Linked DNA regions of Homo sapiens: region 1 is linked to region 2. The links are chromatin loops, found by intact Hi-C in ENCODE. Cell type or tissue: PC-3. All regions are shown on one strand. Each heading gives the region's core, and the rest is flanking DNA. Links, peaks and the distances in the headings are about the cores only. Region 1 has its middle 290 kb from the start of CDH10. Region 2 has its middle 300 kb from the start of LINC02899.

The links. Peaks named below come from ENCODE experiments on the same cell type or tissue, not always from the same donor. Only the 100,000 strongest peaks of a DNase experiment are listed, where the experiment ranks them.
Region 1: it touches region 2 in a loop (3-fold over the local background); 1 of 110 quality-filtered maps calls a loop at or near these places.

What each region holds. Positions count from the first base shown.
Region 1 is chr5:24,348,338-24,356,685 of GRCh38, reverse strand. No RefSeq gene overlaps it. Among named protein-coding and RNA genes, the nearest start is that of CDH10, 290 kb to the left of the region's middle. In PC-3, for the core only: no CTCF peak of the experiment used is centred there; no DNase peak of the experiment used is centred there.
Region 2 is chr5:24,244,224-24,252,571 of GRCh38, reverse strand. No RefSeq gene overlaps it. Among named protein-coding and RNA genes, the nearest start is that of LINC02899, 300 kb to the right of the region's middle. In PC-3, for the core only: no CTCF peak of the experiment used is centred there; no DNase peak of the experiment used is centred there; H3K27ac peaks cover 624 bases.

The DNA of each region.
Region 1 (8,348 bases), core at 41-8,040, 100 kb before region 2:
TCACCAACAAATTAATGAATTAAAAAAAGGATATGCACACACAATGGAGTATCATTCAGCTTTAATAAAAGAGAAGTTTTGCCATTTGCAACAACATGGATTATCTTGGGTGACATTATGTTAAGTAAGATAAACTAGACATAAAAGACAAATACTGTGTGGTTTCACTTATATATAGATTCTAATGTAGTTGAACTCACAGAAACAGAATACAAATAGTGGCTACCAGGGGATGAGTGGATGAAAATATGGGGAGATGTTTATCAATGGGTACAAAGTTTCAGTTATGTAAGATAAATTCTGAAGATCTAATGTACAGCAATGTGACTATAGTTAACAACATGGTATTGTACACTTAAAACTTGCCAAGAGGGTAGATCTTTACTTTACACACACACACAGTCACACTCACATTCACTTATGCATGCGTACACACAAAAGAACAAAAAAAGTAAGTATATGTGGTGTTGGATATGTTAATTAGTTTGACTGTAGTGAATATTTCATAATGTACATGTATTTCAAATCATCAAGTTTTACACCTTAATTATATACAATTTTAAGTTGCCAACTACACCTCATATTGAAAAACAATTTATTGCCTTGTTAAGTGTATTATTCCATTTTCACACTGCTGATAAAGACATACCTGAGACTGGGCAATTTACAATAGAAGGAGATTTAATGGAATTACAGTTCCACATGGTTGGGGAAGCTTCAAAATCATGGTGGAAGGTGAAAGGCACGTCTCACAGGGTGGCAGACAAGAGAAGAGAGTTTGTGTATGGAAACTCCCCTTTTTAAAACCATTAGATCTCATGAGACTTATTCACTGTCACAAAAAAAGCATGGGAAAGACCTGCCTCCATGATTAAATGACCTCCCACTGGGTCTCTCCCACAATACCTGGGAATTCAAAATGAGATTCGGGTGGGGAAATAGCCAAACCTTATCATTAAGTGACTCTCTTTGTATGTTAAAGAGTAACCTTAGTGTACAAATGTTGTCATTTTGTTGTTTTGTATGTTATTTTTTAATTGAGATCATTGATAACACAGGATTTACCCTCTTAACAAATTTTAAGTGTATAGTACAGTATTAGCTATAAGCACAGTGTTATACACTAGTGCTTATAGTCTAGTATGTGTAGTCTAGTATAGTCTAGTAGTATAGATCTCTAGTATGTATAATACTAATATTGCATAACTGAAACTTCATACCAGGAAGCTAACTGTAGTAGAAATGATTTTGGAAAGGGTATCTCTATATAGTTCACAAGGATATTAAAAGAAAGAGAAGATTGCCATGAGATTAAAAACAAGGGCTTATGCAATTATATCTGCATTAAAAAAAAAGCAACAAACAATGTAAAAAAAGCAAACAACATTTGAGGAGTTTCTTTTGAAATGTTGTTTTTTGTCTCTTTTAAATGATAAAACGGCATGAGCCTGTTTCTAATCTCATGATAATCTTCATTATTTTTCTTCTAATATCTCTGTGAATATAGACAGATATATTTTCTAAAGTCATTTTCACTATATCTGCCTTCTACATGAAGAGGATTTGAGAGTTATTAAGAGTTTACCAGACAGTCTGACACAGTCAACAATGTCACACTTAGGTACCTCTCCTTTCCTATTGATGCCTCTTCGTGAAATGGTAACCTTACAAAATTACTTTCCTGGAGGTCCGAGGAAGTCCCTGGACATCATTTTTTTCTCTTCTCTTCTTATTTTATTTTTTTAATGTATTGTTTGAGACAGGGTCTCATCTGTCACCCAGGCTGGAGTGCAGTGGCAGAATCACGGCTCACTGCAACCTCTGCCTCCTGGGTTCAAGCAATCCTCCCACCTCAGCCTCCAGGGTAGCTGGGACCACAGGCAGACACCACTACACCTGGCTGTCAACATTATTTTCTTAAAAAAATTAATTTATTCATTCAGTTATATCACTAATACATTCAAATAATTTCTGGACAACTCTTTCTCTAAACCATGGGGGCCACGAATGTTTCGTAATGCAGATTGTTTTTGGATTTTAACATATTAATAAGTGGCATATACATCTCAAGTTCATTAAAACCAGAGCAGCGTTCTATAATAAAATGTTCTCATATTGCAGATGATTACGAATAGTCATACTATGTGAGCTAAATAATTGCCATAAGAAGACTCATGCAGATGCAGGGCTGCTTTTAACTGCCAAGTTAGTTGTACAAAACTTTCAATGGCAACAACAGCAACAACGACAAAAAATCTTTTGGTTTTCAAAACTTTCAGGGTGTCTGGATTGCTACTGTGATATTGAGAAACATATTATTAAAAAGGAGATTTAAACTTTATTAAACTCTTTTCTTATTAAAAGTGATATTTGATCATTCAAATCTACACATTATCTAGATTCTAATTATATAGGCAATTAAATTATTTTACGACCTTTACTTTTTACATTTAAGTAAATGGAATGTAGACAAAGGTATCATATTATTTATTTCATTCACATGAATACATGGGTCAAGGTTTACTATGGTTTATTGGGTTTTCCTCCCCACTCAGTATAGTGTTCCTTAAATAGATTTTTACTTAAAATCCATGCAAAGCAATGAAATTCCACAAGACCATATGAGTGTTTTCTGGTATGTATGCCGAATTATATCCTGAATTTTTAAAAGCATATATTAACAATAAATGTATTGCCAAGAAGAAAGGTGATATTGAACTGAAGAACCAACATTTTGGCAAAGCATCATTACCCACAGGAGTCTCATTAAATGCTTTGGCACAAAAATTAGGTAAACAACATGTGGTTTAGCAAATTTATTTTAGCCTCCAGGGGAGGACTTTAGCATAGGGAGAACAATATGGAACATTAACTTTTACTGTGTTTCTCAAATGGTCATTGCTATTTTATGGAGATGAGGACCCAGGTAATATTACAAAGTTTCCCAAGTAAAATGATCTCAAGCATGCAGGCATTTGATATTGGACACTTTACTATTACTACTACTAACATCCTCACTCTCCACATTGGGAGTGTGGGATAAAGCAGTGTGTTATAATTTATCACATTTACATTTTTGTTATGTTTTCTTCTTATGAACTCACTATAGAACACAACTTCCTAATTAAAATCTAAATTTAATGTGATCACTGCCACATTTTATTATGTTTCCTTTAATCTCTAGATTTTGTCTTTTTTTATCACTCCCTATTGAAATAAAGTCCACCCAAATGAGAGCTGGAAGAAGCTGTTTTCAGAGATTCAGAGGCAGGCAGGTGAGTGTGAAGGCTTTAGGGTGAAAGAAAGGGAAGGCTTCAGTCATGCTCTGAAAGAAGGGTGTCATGGGGAGGTTGAAGGAGGGCAGACTCAAAGGAGAACATCATTTTGTGACTACTCAAGTGGCGGTGGGGCTCCTGCCTGTGGTGGGGAGTTGCAGGGCTTGGGGCTTGACTTTCTCTGGTTGGTCCTAATTGCAAGTCAGAGAGAAAGAGGAGAAAGTTTTTGATCAAGTCCTGACCTTTCTGAGCCACTGCTTCTGAGTTTGTGGTTTGGTTCTGGACTGGTTGCTACAGTGGTTGTGGGTCAGGGCTCTGTTGGCATGTGTAGATTGGTCATTGTCCACTTGTACAACCAGTGTCTCTTTAGGCCTTTGTACACGCACCACTGTGACACAGATTCTCAGCAGTGGACAAGGTTTAGGAGTTCAGTCGCTGACCCATTCCTCTCTGCTTTGAGAATCAATCACACGATAGATTCCACTGTTTTACATTTTAGATAATAGAGTAGAAATTTTTTTTTAACTGTTTGAGTTTAGAGAGTATGTAGTTGGCTTAAAGTCACATAATTTGCAGTTTTAAAATTTAACTACTTCAAACTCTAACAAAGGATCATTTTTTTTTTTTTTTACCATAACTATATGGTAGATGACCACAGCAAGAAGAACAGACAGAAATCCGTAAGGATAATTCGTCTAAGCTAATTATAGTTAAAGCATTACTGACTTATAAAAACTCAGGATTATGCTCTCAAAGGCAATCACATTTATATTATTTTTATTTAAAATATATATTACATGTAATATAAACTATACACACAATATATTGAACTATATGGAAATTGAAACTGTGAAATCCCGTACTGGGCTGCACCTCTTTTATTGACTACTATTTTCTTACCACATTTGGTGACACAGCATACGTGCTCCCAATCACATTCAATGATTCTTAATCAGTTCTCCTACCACTCTCCTCCACACACTGACATATGCATCAATTATTCATGGCTATTATCCTTTATTGGCAAAACCTGATTCAGACAAGAAGCAGCACATAGTTTCTTCTATGTGGAAAAAATAAACTATTTTTTTAATATCAATAATCTTGCCTTAGAGTTCCTTCGTGAGTTTTATTTTGCTGGATTATCTGTTTTCTTCACTTAATCTTCAAGGTAATAAATTCTTAATGTGCTGAGTTTATTATTTCTGTGTGGAAGATTTTTTTCTTCGCATTCTCTTCGTTCAACAGCTTTGAAATTTGTCATGGATCAGCTCCTATGTTAGATGCTATAAGTAAATCTACAGCCCTTACAGTCATGGAGATTTGTCATTTTCATATTGGTATTTTCTTTTAAAACATATTTAGAAAGTACTTACATAAACATAGAACTTAATATTTTTTCACACATTCTTAATTTTTGTCCTAATCTGAGCCCTCAAATTTGTGGTTGTTTTAGTTACCGTTGTTATTTTTGTCTATGTACTAACATTGTAAACTTGAAGTAACAAAAGCATTCTCAATTCTTACAATCACTAATTGTCTCTTAAAAAGGGGGGGTTACAAGTGGTTCAGTAGACAAATATATTTTGTGGTGTATACTGCAAAGGAAAAAGTCTGTCAAAATAACTTCCCAAAATATATCTTAATTACTTTGCTGATTTTAACATGTGTTCACAAATTCTTTGCTGGTCTTCCCTCCAGGAGGTGGGCTTAATTGCCCTCCCCTTGGGTGTGAGTTGGACTAACTCCCTTCTAAAAACAGAACGGGCAAAAGGTAAAAAGATAATTTTGCATTAGAAAAATCTAGCAGACACTACTACAACCAAGTGCTCAAGCTTAATATCACCAGTGATAAGTATGTGAATTTAATCTTCCGCCTGATAGGCTGCTATGAGTAGGGCACTTCACTTTTCTGACATTGTCTCAACATTCCTAATGATACAGACAAGAGGCAGGGAATACTGGGTAGAAAAGGGCGGGTGCCTGGCAAGGGCTCCATCTTCAAGGCTGGGCCGGTGGCCCTAAATAAGAACTTCACATCCCTGTTTTCCCACCCAAAAGTTGCTTTTTGGCTCACAACACGCCCCCCACCCCCGACGTCTTGTGCCTATATAAACCCCAGACCTCAGCTGGCAGAGAGACAAGCAGCTGAACATCTAGAAGAGAAAAAGCAAGTGAGCATCAGAGACTAGGGATAGACGTGGCTTAACGTCAGACAGCATGACTTTGGAGAGGAGCCCAGCCAGAGGCAGCGGGGCTTCAGAGAAACATCACCTTCTTCCCACACCATCCGTTTCCAGCTCCAAATCCTGCTGAGAAGCCACCTTTATCACTCAATAAAACCTCCGCATTCACCATCCTTCAAGTCCATGTGACCTGATTCTTCTTGGACACTGTACAAGGACCAAGGTACCAACAGGAAAGGGTGTAAAAGGCTGTCACCCTGACTCTCCACTGAGCTGGCTAACACTTAGCCATCCGCTGATGGCAACTACTAAAAGAGCATTAATTTTAACACACCCCCAGATGTTACCATGGGGCTGGAGCCCAAAAGCGCTTGCCCCAGCCCCGGCACCCGCTCATCTGTGTGCTTTCCCTCCCACAAGGGGTTTGAATGGTGGCAGCCAAGTAAGCAAGCCACATCCCTGTTGTAAGTCCGTCAAAGTGGTCCAGGGAACTATCCCATCTCACTAACATCAATTTAGTCGTGAGAAAACATCAGGTAAACCCAAACAGAAAGACATTGTAAAAATTACCTGACCATAACTTCAAAAGTTTCAAGATTGTAGTGTAGAAAAGACAATTTCATTACTTTCCCTTTTAGGTTTTTAGTTGAGACAATCTCCAGAACACAAAAGTCAAATTAACAAAAGAAAAACAAGCAGATGTTTATTAGTGTGTGCGGTACCCATCGTGTGGGGAAGACTTAGTTTAAAACTATTTCTCTCTGAAGGAAGTGCTCTAGGGGCCTTGCTTAAATAGTGTTTAAACAAAGAACCATAGATCATATATAGTGAGAAGACAAAGGAGAGAGCACTTCCCATCTTTTATAAGATGGGAAAATGTGGGAAGATAGGGATTTTTTTCCCAGATTCCTCTGGTGCCTGCTGATGCCTTATCTGGGCTAATGTGGAAGTGCTGCTCCAGTCAGAAAGGGTTAATGTTGGTTAAAGGGTTAACCATCCCTTTTCCAGTTCCCCATCCTGCTGAGAGCCACCTCCATCACTCAGTAAAGCCTCTGCATTCACCATCCTTCAGGTCCATGTGACCTGATTCTTCCTGGACACCGGGTAAGAACCAGGGTACCAACAGGGAAGGGTGTAAAAGGCTGTCACCCTGACTCTCCACTGAGCTGGTTAATAGGCAAATAGAAGCTGCGGCAGATTGCTTCCCTGCGTGTTCAGTGTCTTCAACCTAACAGTCTTCAGCATCTGGGGGAGGAGAGGAGGGGAATAATTAGTTTCCTTCAAGATCCTGAAAAATAAGAAAAGGCTGAGAAATATTACAGATCTGAGACAACTAAGGAGGCATGACAAGTAAATGCAACCTGGTATACCGGACTATGTAATGCTGGAACAGAAAAAGCTGTAAAACTGGTGAAATATGAATAATGTCTGTAGTTGAGTTAATCCTATAGTGCCAAAATTAATTAACTTGCACAGGTGTGCAATAGTTAACATGTTAAAATTAGGAGAAGCAGGGTGAGGGATGTACAGAAATCCTCCACAGTCTTTGTAACTCTTCTGTTAATCTAATTGATTTCAAAAGTAAAGCATTAAAAATAATAATCTCTATCACATTACCTAATACTGACCGATTATGAACATATTCTCTTTTTTCCCTCTAGATCAACCATTTCTCAGTCTAGCTTCCCTCTTTGCTAATGTCAAGTTTCTGTTTTAAGTTGGCTTATTTCTCTTTTAGTTGAAATGTGAACACTAGGGAATATAAAGAGCACTGTACCATCTGAAAAATACAAGAATATTGGGAATTTGTGATGAGCTGATACTTTCCACCTAGGCCTCTTGCAGTTGAAGGGGCACTTACCTGGGTATCTGAAGATTCAGATCTGGCCCCAGCTAAAACACTAATAGGCATGTGATGATGACTGCATTATTTAACCTTTTTGAATTCAAATTTCGTATCTGAATATTCAATTATCTTTATTTAAATTTAAGAAATAACAACTCTGTCATTGGTAATTTTAGAAATCAGCTGTATTACTAAAATAGAAAAATTTAATGTATGTGTATCAAGGTTGCTAGTATAAGTAAATATTGAAAATAAATCACATATGTGGCCGGGCGCAGTGGCTCACGCCTGTAATCCCAGCACTTTGGGAGGCCGAGGCGGATGGATCACGAGGCCAGTGGATCGAGACCATCCTGGCTAACACGGTGAAACCCTGTCTCTACTAAAAATACAAAAAATTAGCCGGGCGAGGTGGCGGGCGCCTGTAGTCCCAGCTACTCGGGAGGCTGAGGCAGGAGAATGGTGTGAACCCAGGAGGCAGAGGTTGAAGTTAGCCGAGATAGCACCACTGCAGTCCAGCCTGGGCGAAAGAGCGAGACTCCGTCTCAAGAAAAAAAAAAAAAAAAGAAAAGAAAAGAAAAGAAATCACATATGTATATAGTGCATAAAATAATTAGAAAACATAATTTAGAATATCATTTATAATATCAACAGAAAAGAGTACCTAGAACAAAATGGAACATCTTCATGAATTGAATAATGATTCAATGTAATGCCAATCTGATTCTAAAAGTTATATAAAGAGGAAGAGCAAGAGCAAAGACTTGCTCAAAAATGTTTCAGTAATAACACTAGATAAATTTGTCCTGCTACATGTCCAGGATAAATCTATAGTAATTAAGGAGGCTGAGTAATAACACAAAGAAAAATAAACAGACCAAATGGAGGTCTGTGTTTATGAAAATGTTGATATGAGATAGATGCTGCATTTAGAGTAAATGCAGCATGGTAGATTCTGCAGTAATAAAAAATAAAAATGAGAAAATAAATTATCTAAATAGGCAAAGTATCATTGACATCATAGACAACAATTAACACCAC
Region 2 (8,348 bases), core at 132-8,131:
GCAGCACTTTGGGCATAAAACAGACATTATTATGTAAATACCATCAAGAGGTTAAATATATGTCTTTAAAATAAATGACTGTCCTAATAACACCAGATAGCCTGACCTAAAAATAAGTAATTTGTTTTAATGCCAAAAAGTCATGATGATTTTTAACATCTACAAAAACATCTTTTCAAATAATTATATTGCTCATTATATACTTTGTGGAGTAAACTATTGTGTCTACACGGTATTGGCTATGGTTTGAACATGGACTCTCCAAAATTCAGGTGTTCCCAATGTGAAGGTATTAAGAAGTGGGTTCATTAAGAGGTGAGAAGGCTGTGAGAACTTCTTGATCATGAATGGGATTAAGGTCTTTATAAAAGAGGCTTTATCCAGCATTTGGCTAGCTTGCTCTTTTACCTTCTGCCCTGTGGAGACAAGGCCAGAATGCCTTTAGCAGACCAAATGCTGGTACCTTAGTCTTGGACTTCTCTGCCTCCAGAATTCTGAGGCAATACATTTCTGTTCTTTATAAATTAACCAGTCTTTGATATTTGGTTACAGTAACACAAAACAGAGTAAGACAGTGTGTTGCATATACTCCCAATGTGTTCCAGCTTTTTTATTTCATTTACATAATAATTAAATATAAATTTTCAAGATAAATATAAAGTCTGTGTGTATTTCTAATTTTGTTCCAACTCCACAGAAATTGTGAGAATATTTAGACAAACAAGTAATCTGTTTTTTTCTATAACTCAAATAAGTTAATTCTTATGTTAAATTACTTATTATATAATTAACTATGAAATAATTTTTTGCATTATTTGTTATGAAGTAAAGAACATTTCCATAAATGTTTGAGCTCTTGCAAGTAAAATAATAGGGCAAATTGTTTTAAGAATCATTCAAAAATTAATATTTCTATTTAGACAGAAGAAACACCTGTGAGTTTATTCGTTTATCAACATTTCAGTTTAATTAACAAAGGGTTTATTGAGCATAATTATAGACCAGACACTGCACTGCAAGCAGAGAAAAAAAAAAACGAATAAAAAGAAGTGCTAATTCTAGCTGTTCATTGTTCATTAGGCACAGGCAGGTATTTACAAAAAAGAGGTAATATACCATCATTGATGCCTTGAGAAAAATACAGGCCGGGCGCGGTGGCTCACGCCTGCAATCCCAGCACTTTGGGAGGCCGAGGCGGGGGGATCTTGAGGTCAGGAGATCGAGACCATCCTGGCTAACACGGTGAAACCCCGTCTCTACTAAAAATAAAAAAAATTAGCCTGGCGTGATGGCGGGCGCCTGTACTCCCAGATACTCAGGAGGCTGAGGCAGGAGAATGGCCTGAACCCGGGAGGTGGAGCTTGCAGTGATCTGAGATCATGCCATTGCACTCCAGCCTGGGCGACAGAGCGAGACTCAGTCTCAAGAAAAAAAAAAAGAAAAGAAAAGAAAAAGAAGAATACTACTAAAGTTTAGAAAATGCACATAGACTGCCTACTTCTAAAGATTTTACTTCCTGTTTGTTTTCAATATTATAAGTTTCAAATCTTGCTCTGCACCTGATGAGCCTGGTTCATTAGTGTCATTCAGCAATTGTTAAGATAATTGCCCTGATATGACTACTAAGCTTGCCGTGTGAGGAACCTCATCCTGGAGATGTGTGGACCATCACGTAGCTTTTCTGTATAGATGATAGCAAATGTTATATAAGAATCCTGCCAGGATAAGGAGGTGGAAAAACAAAAAGGAGCACAAAAGTACTGCATCAAAACCTGGATATCTCCCTCTCATGGTACGGGAACCTTTACAGGAAACAATAAGCTCATAGACAACTTCAAAAATAGTCTTTTACTTTGACATTGAATTATTTAGCTGTACAAATAGTATTAAAATATAGATTTTACGCTAAGAACCTAAATTAAAGAAGTATAATATCTCTCCACTCCCATGTTATACAACCCAATTGTAGCTGTTACATTAACCATTTTAATGCTTTCTTTTTTTTTCTTTTTTTTTTTTTTGAGACAAAGTCTCGCTCACACCCAGGCTGGAGTGCAGTGGCACAATCTCGGCTCACTTCAGCCTCCACCTCCCAGGTTCAAGCGATTCTCCTGCCTCAGCCTCCAGAGTAGCTGGGATTACAGGCATACACCACCACACGTGGCTAATTTTTTTATTTTTAGTACAGATGGGATTTCACCATGTTGGTCAGGCTGGTCTCAAACTCCTGACCTCAAGTTATCTGCCTGTTTTGGCCTCCCAAAGTGGTCAGATTACAGGCATGAGCCACTGTGTCCAGCCGACAAATTTAATTCTTATGTGTAATGTTAAAAGTGTAGGTCATTTCCAAATTACAAAAAAAAAAAACCCTTACATTTAATTTAGTTTTACATTTAAAATATCTGATGAAGTTTTTGTTACTATGTATCCCTCTTTAGATTATATTCTGAATTGATTAATTTAGAATATCCAAGTAGTAAATTAAAATTTGCCAGAATTCCATTAATTACATGTAATGGACTTACAGAGATCAAAATTCAAATATGGGTACTGCATGACCATTTGTGTTTAATGCTATGATATGGTTTGGCTCTGTGCCTCTACCCCAATCTCATGTTGAATCGTAATTCCCAAAGTTGGGGCACTGACCTGGTGGAAAGTGATTGGATCATGGGGGTAGATTTGCCCCATGCTGTTCTCATGATAGTGAGTGAGTTCTCGCAAGATCTGATGGTTTAAAAGTGTGTGGCACTTCCCTCTTGCTCTTTCTGTCTCCTGCCAACATGTGAAGAAGGTGTTTGCTTTCCCTTTGCCTTCTGCCATGATTGTAAGTTTCCTGAGGCTTCTGGCTATGCTTCGTGTACCAGACTGTGCAACTGTGAGTCAATTAAACCTCTTTTCTTCATAAATTATCCAGTCTCTGGTAGTTCTTCATAGTAGTGTAAGAAAATTGGTATCGAGAGCTGGGTATTGCTTTAAAGATACCTGAAAATGTGGAACTAACTTTGGATCTAGGTAATAGTCAGAGGGTGGAACAGTGTGGAGGGCTCAGAAGAAGACAGGAAGATGAGGAAAAGTTTGGAACTCCCTGGAGACCTGTTGAATTGTTGTGACCAAAATGCTGACAGTGACATGGGCAGTGAAGTCCAGGCTGAGGTGAGCTCAGATGGAGACAAGGAACTTATTGGGAACCGGAACAAAGGTCACTCTTGCTATGCTTTCACAAGGAGACTGACAGCATTGCAACCCTGCCTTAGGCATATGTGGAACTTTGAATCTGAGATAGATGACTTAGGGTATCTGGCAGAAGAAATTTCTAAGCAGCAAAGCATTCAAGAGATAGCCTGACTGCTCCTAACAGCATATGTGTTCACAAAGAGATGGTCTGAAATTGCAACTTATGTTTAAAAGGGAATCAGAGCATAAAAGTTTGGGAAAGTTGTAGCCTGACCACGTGGGAGAAAAGAAAAGCCCATTTTCTGGGTAGAAATTCAAGCTAGCTGCAGAAATTTGCTTAGTAAAGAGAAGCCAAATGTTAAAAGCCAAGACAATGGGGAAAATGTCTTTAGGGAATGCCAGAGACCTTCAAGGCAGCCCCTCTCATCACAGTCCTGGAGGCCTAGGAGGAAAAAACTGGTTTTGTGGGGTTAACCCAAGGTCCTGTTGCTCTGTGCAACCTCGTGACATGGCACCCTGTGTCACAGCCACTCCAGCTCCAACTGTGGCTACCGGGGCCAAAGCACAGCTCAGGCTGTTGTTTCAGCAGGTGCAAGCCCTAAGCCTTGGTAACTTGTATGTGGTGTTGAGCCTGCTCTTGCACAGAAGGCAAAAGTAGGCACTTGGAAGCCTCCACCTAGATTTCAGAGGATGTATGCAAATGCCTAGATGTTGAGGCAGTCTGCTGCAGGGGCAGAATGCTCATGGAGAAACTTTACTAGGGCAGCACAGAAGGGAACTGTGGGATTGAAACCCCCATACAGAGTTCCCACTGGGGCACTGCCTAGTGGAGCTGTGAGAAGAGGGCCATCTTTCTCCAGAATGGTAGTTCCACCGACAGACTGCACCATGTACCTGGAAAAGCTGCAGGCACTCAACACCAGGCCTTGAACACAGACACAGGGGATATACCCTGTAGAACCACAGGGGCAGAGCTGCCCAAGGCCATGGGAGCCCACTTCTTGCATCAGCTTGACCTGGATGTGAGACATAGAGTCAAAGGAGATCATTTTGCAACTTTAAGGTTTAATGACGGCCCTATCGGATTTTGAACTTGCATGGGGCCTGTTGCCCCTTTGATTTGGCCAATTTCTCCCACTTGGAACAAGTGCATTTACCCAATGCCTGTACCTCCATTGTATCTAGAAAGTCACTAACTTGCTTTTGATTTTACAGGCTCATAGGTGGAAGGGACTTGCCTTGTCTCAGATGAGACTTTGAACTTGGATTTTTGGGTTAATGCTGTAATGACTTGGGGGACTGTTGGGAAGGCATGATTATGTTTTCAAATGTGAGAAGGACATGAGATTTGGGAGGGCCCAGAGGTGGAATGATATGGTTTGGCTCTGTGCACCCACCTAAGTCTCATGTTGAATTTTAGTTCCCAGCGTTGAGGGAGGTACCTGGTGGGAGATGATTGGATCATGGGGGTGGATTGATCCATTTTTAAAATGTTCAGTTCATCATTTCACCAGATTATTTGATAACTGCTGATGACCACTGCCTATTTCCATGTGTTTTAATGAAGGATTATAAAATAATGACTTTCTAATCAATTTTCTTGAATCTATCATTAACCATTCTTCTTTTAAATATAAAACAACTATGCTTCATCAATGTTGTCATAGCATTAAGTACAGTCAGTTGAAGAGAGGCATGTACACAATAAACTCCTTCTCTTTACTTATACTTACCCATTTCAGAAAATGGTCTTCCAGCAATCTTTAAAGACTTTTTGCATCTGTTTTTTAATTAAAGATTTTTTATTTGTAATGCATTATTTTATTTTAATGCTCAAATTGTTCCACTTACAACTAGTAGGAATTCTCTGAGAAAACCAAAATCAACTGAAACAGATTCCCCTCCTCCCCAAAAATCCAAAGAATGTTTTAGTCATCATATTAAGAAAACACAGCTGCATTAATAAAGTCAGTGTAAAATTTGATTCGTTTTCTGAAATTACATTTAAAAATGTTTGATAACTTGATGTTCAAATAAAAAGAGATATTTCAGACACATTGACTGATCCAAATGTTTAGTGTGAGACTGTAGATAGTTGCCTTTCTTATAATTAAACTTCTTATCTAGTTAAAGTATCAATCAGATATGTCAAATGTGCCAAGTTCCAATGACTGTTGTTATTGAGAGTTTGAAATCTGAAATTTTCCCAGTGGTCCAAAAGTAGGATAATGGTCCTCTTGCTTAGGTATCTGGACAAAAAAAAATTTCTTTGATAACCAAAATATGGAAAAAATATGGAAAAAAACAAAATATGGAAAAAAATCTATGATCATAATCCAAATCTTCATAAGGCAGTACACATCGTTTTATATTTCACTCACTCTTTTTTATGTACTATCTCTATATCTAAGCAATTGGGCTTCTTATATGCTGCTCCATAGAGCTTTGGATATAAAAGTTTGTAAGTAAATGATCTAGTATGTCTTGAAGTCAGGTGACTTTGTAAAGCAAAAATTATTGGCAACAAAATAAACCCAGTAGTTATATATCACTGTGCACATGTTAATCCATTTTACTAATTACTTTCACTTGCATCAAGTAATTCTAGGAAATATAACAGCTTATTCAGAGAAAAATCTTAATAGAGACGGTTTTGAGAAAACACTACTTTCCCTTCTTACCCTTATCTCTATGTCCCGCATAGATAAGTCATTATGAATAAGATCTTTCACTACAGCTTGTAAAAGGGTAACGTTTTATTACTTTTAAAAAAGTTAATAGTTTATATCTTCAGTTAGGTCATCAACTAAGTGCTTGCTGTTAGAAAAAGAAAAAAATGTTCATAAATATCTTTCTAATTTTTATCTAATACATTTTAAACTATACTCAGAAACAGCATTTTTGAGTTAGATGAGGTGGACCGAGGTCCAGAGCTGCCACTTATTGAATTTATGGTCTCTGTCAGATCACAGGACTGAACTATTTTCCTCATCTTAAAATAAATATAATATAGGGCCTAATTCAATTCTTATTATGAGAATTTAACAGGATTTTATGAATGTGTGCACAGGCGCATGTAGATGTGTGTATTACTTATAATCATATCTAGTAATAAATTCTTAATAAACATAATAATTGGTATAATTATTATGATCAGTAAGAGTATTAGCCTATCAGAATCTTAAATTTATCCTTACCAATAATGTGTAAGAAAAAGTAAAACTAGCATGTAGATCCCATTAATTTTAAATTTCTTTTATAGAGTACTTTCTTGCAGTTGCAATATTTTTTTCTAGTTATGAGTCACTTCCCATTAGAAAGGTTAAAGCTTAAGAGGTAGCTTAATTGTCTCAGGCCATAGAGGTAACATTTATACCCCTATGCGGTTATTGTTAATGATGTTCTGTTAACTCAAATATTTCAAAGCAACTTGTAAACATATATTTTCAAGGAATATCTCACATACCAGAAGGATGAGACTAATCTTATATTTCTTTCATTTACTACTAGTACTTTTTGAAACTGAAGTCAACCTTTAAAGAAGGCAATTAAGTTATGAGTACAAAGGAATGTACACTGCTCAGAGATCCCTAAAGTACTTAAGCATAATGAGGAAATTTGGTGATGATGGAGAATTTCACTCATTTATCAATTACTCCAATGGCCATTCTAATTATTTGGATGCACCGATTTAAATTATAATGAAAAAAATTCATAACATCAAATCCAGTGGCAATGTGATTTCACTCTGTACCAAGCAGTCTATCATAATAAAGCTGATATTCTGTTTTCATGGAAAGTACTATTTCAAATTATTTTTGATTGCATATCATACCTAGTATTCTGAATTATTAAACTACTAATATATGCACACAGAGAAGAAGGTTTATGAAGCACATCAACGTGGGTGGATAATAAATGTTGCAGTATTTTTTATTGTGATTAAATAATCATTGGCCCAGGAATCAGTATACTGATATTTTAAAATCACAAGTTACAGAAAATAAAATGTCCAATGTGTTATGCACCGTCAGTACAATAACATGAAGTAATATACTAATATCAGTCCCATACAAATGATTCCTGTCAAAACCACACCCTGTTAGCCTTCTCTGTCCTGATTACCTATCGGGTCTCCCTGCTTCTGAACTTGTTATTCTACCCCTATCTCTCAGCTGCTAGTTATCTTTTCAAAATATAAGATAAATCATAACATTTAGCTTTCAGAACCATCCAGTAGCTTTTTGTAACTCTCCAAAATCAAAATCAAGTCTTTAATATAGTTTTGAAGACACTGCATGACTGAGTTTTCCTCCCTCCACCTCTCTAACTGCATTTCCTGCTATTGTTCTTGAATATCCTCAATCTTCTTGCTCTTCCTGACTCCAAATACGAGATGGTTCAATAGATCAGTTCTTCCAGGTTCCTGGTCACATAACACTATATTTGAAAGATCTTCCTTGATCACTTTATAAAAACTAACAGTCTACCTTGCACAGTTTATCTCTCTTATCATTTCTATTTTTTAACCTTAACACATTATTTGGCATTCACCGCAGTGCTTACTTCATTCGTTTTACCTGTCTTAATCCATGGAGCAGGAAGACAGGGCTGTCCATGAACAGAATGTTATGTAGAATGTCAGTGACTATTTGACAAACAGATGAATGAGGTTTAGGTACTGTTCATCAAGTTATTTTTAAAGAATAACGGGTAGCACCATATTTTTCACTTAAAGATTATATTAAATGTTATAGAGATTACTTATTGACTACTTTTAATTTCTCATTTCAAAATGCCTTAGGTGCACAGCATAATGCACAACTAGTATTAAAAAGTCAATAATGCGTGGAGTCCCTGTGGATATCAAAATGTCTCATCAATTCAAAGAGAAATTTAATCTATCATGGTGGGGTTTATTTGAAAATGCAGATGAAAAATCAAAAACACTTCTTAACATTTTAAATGTAGCCAAAGACTGCTTATAACACTTTATTTTATGGTACTATAAATTTTATCTACAAAGCATACAATAAGTAGAATGTACCATTTATCCATACGAAATACTGATAAAATACTAATGCTATTATATTTTCTAAAAAATAAGAGAATTGTAGCCATTGAAACTCAGTGATAAAAAGCTTGTAGTTTTATATGGGAAATAAAGCACT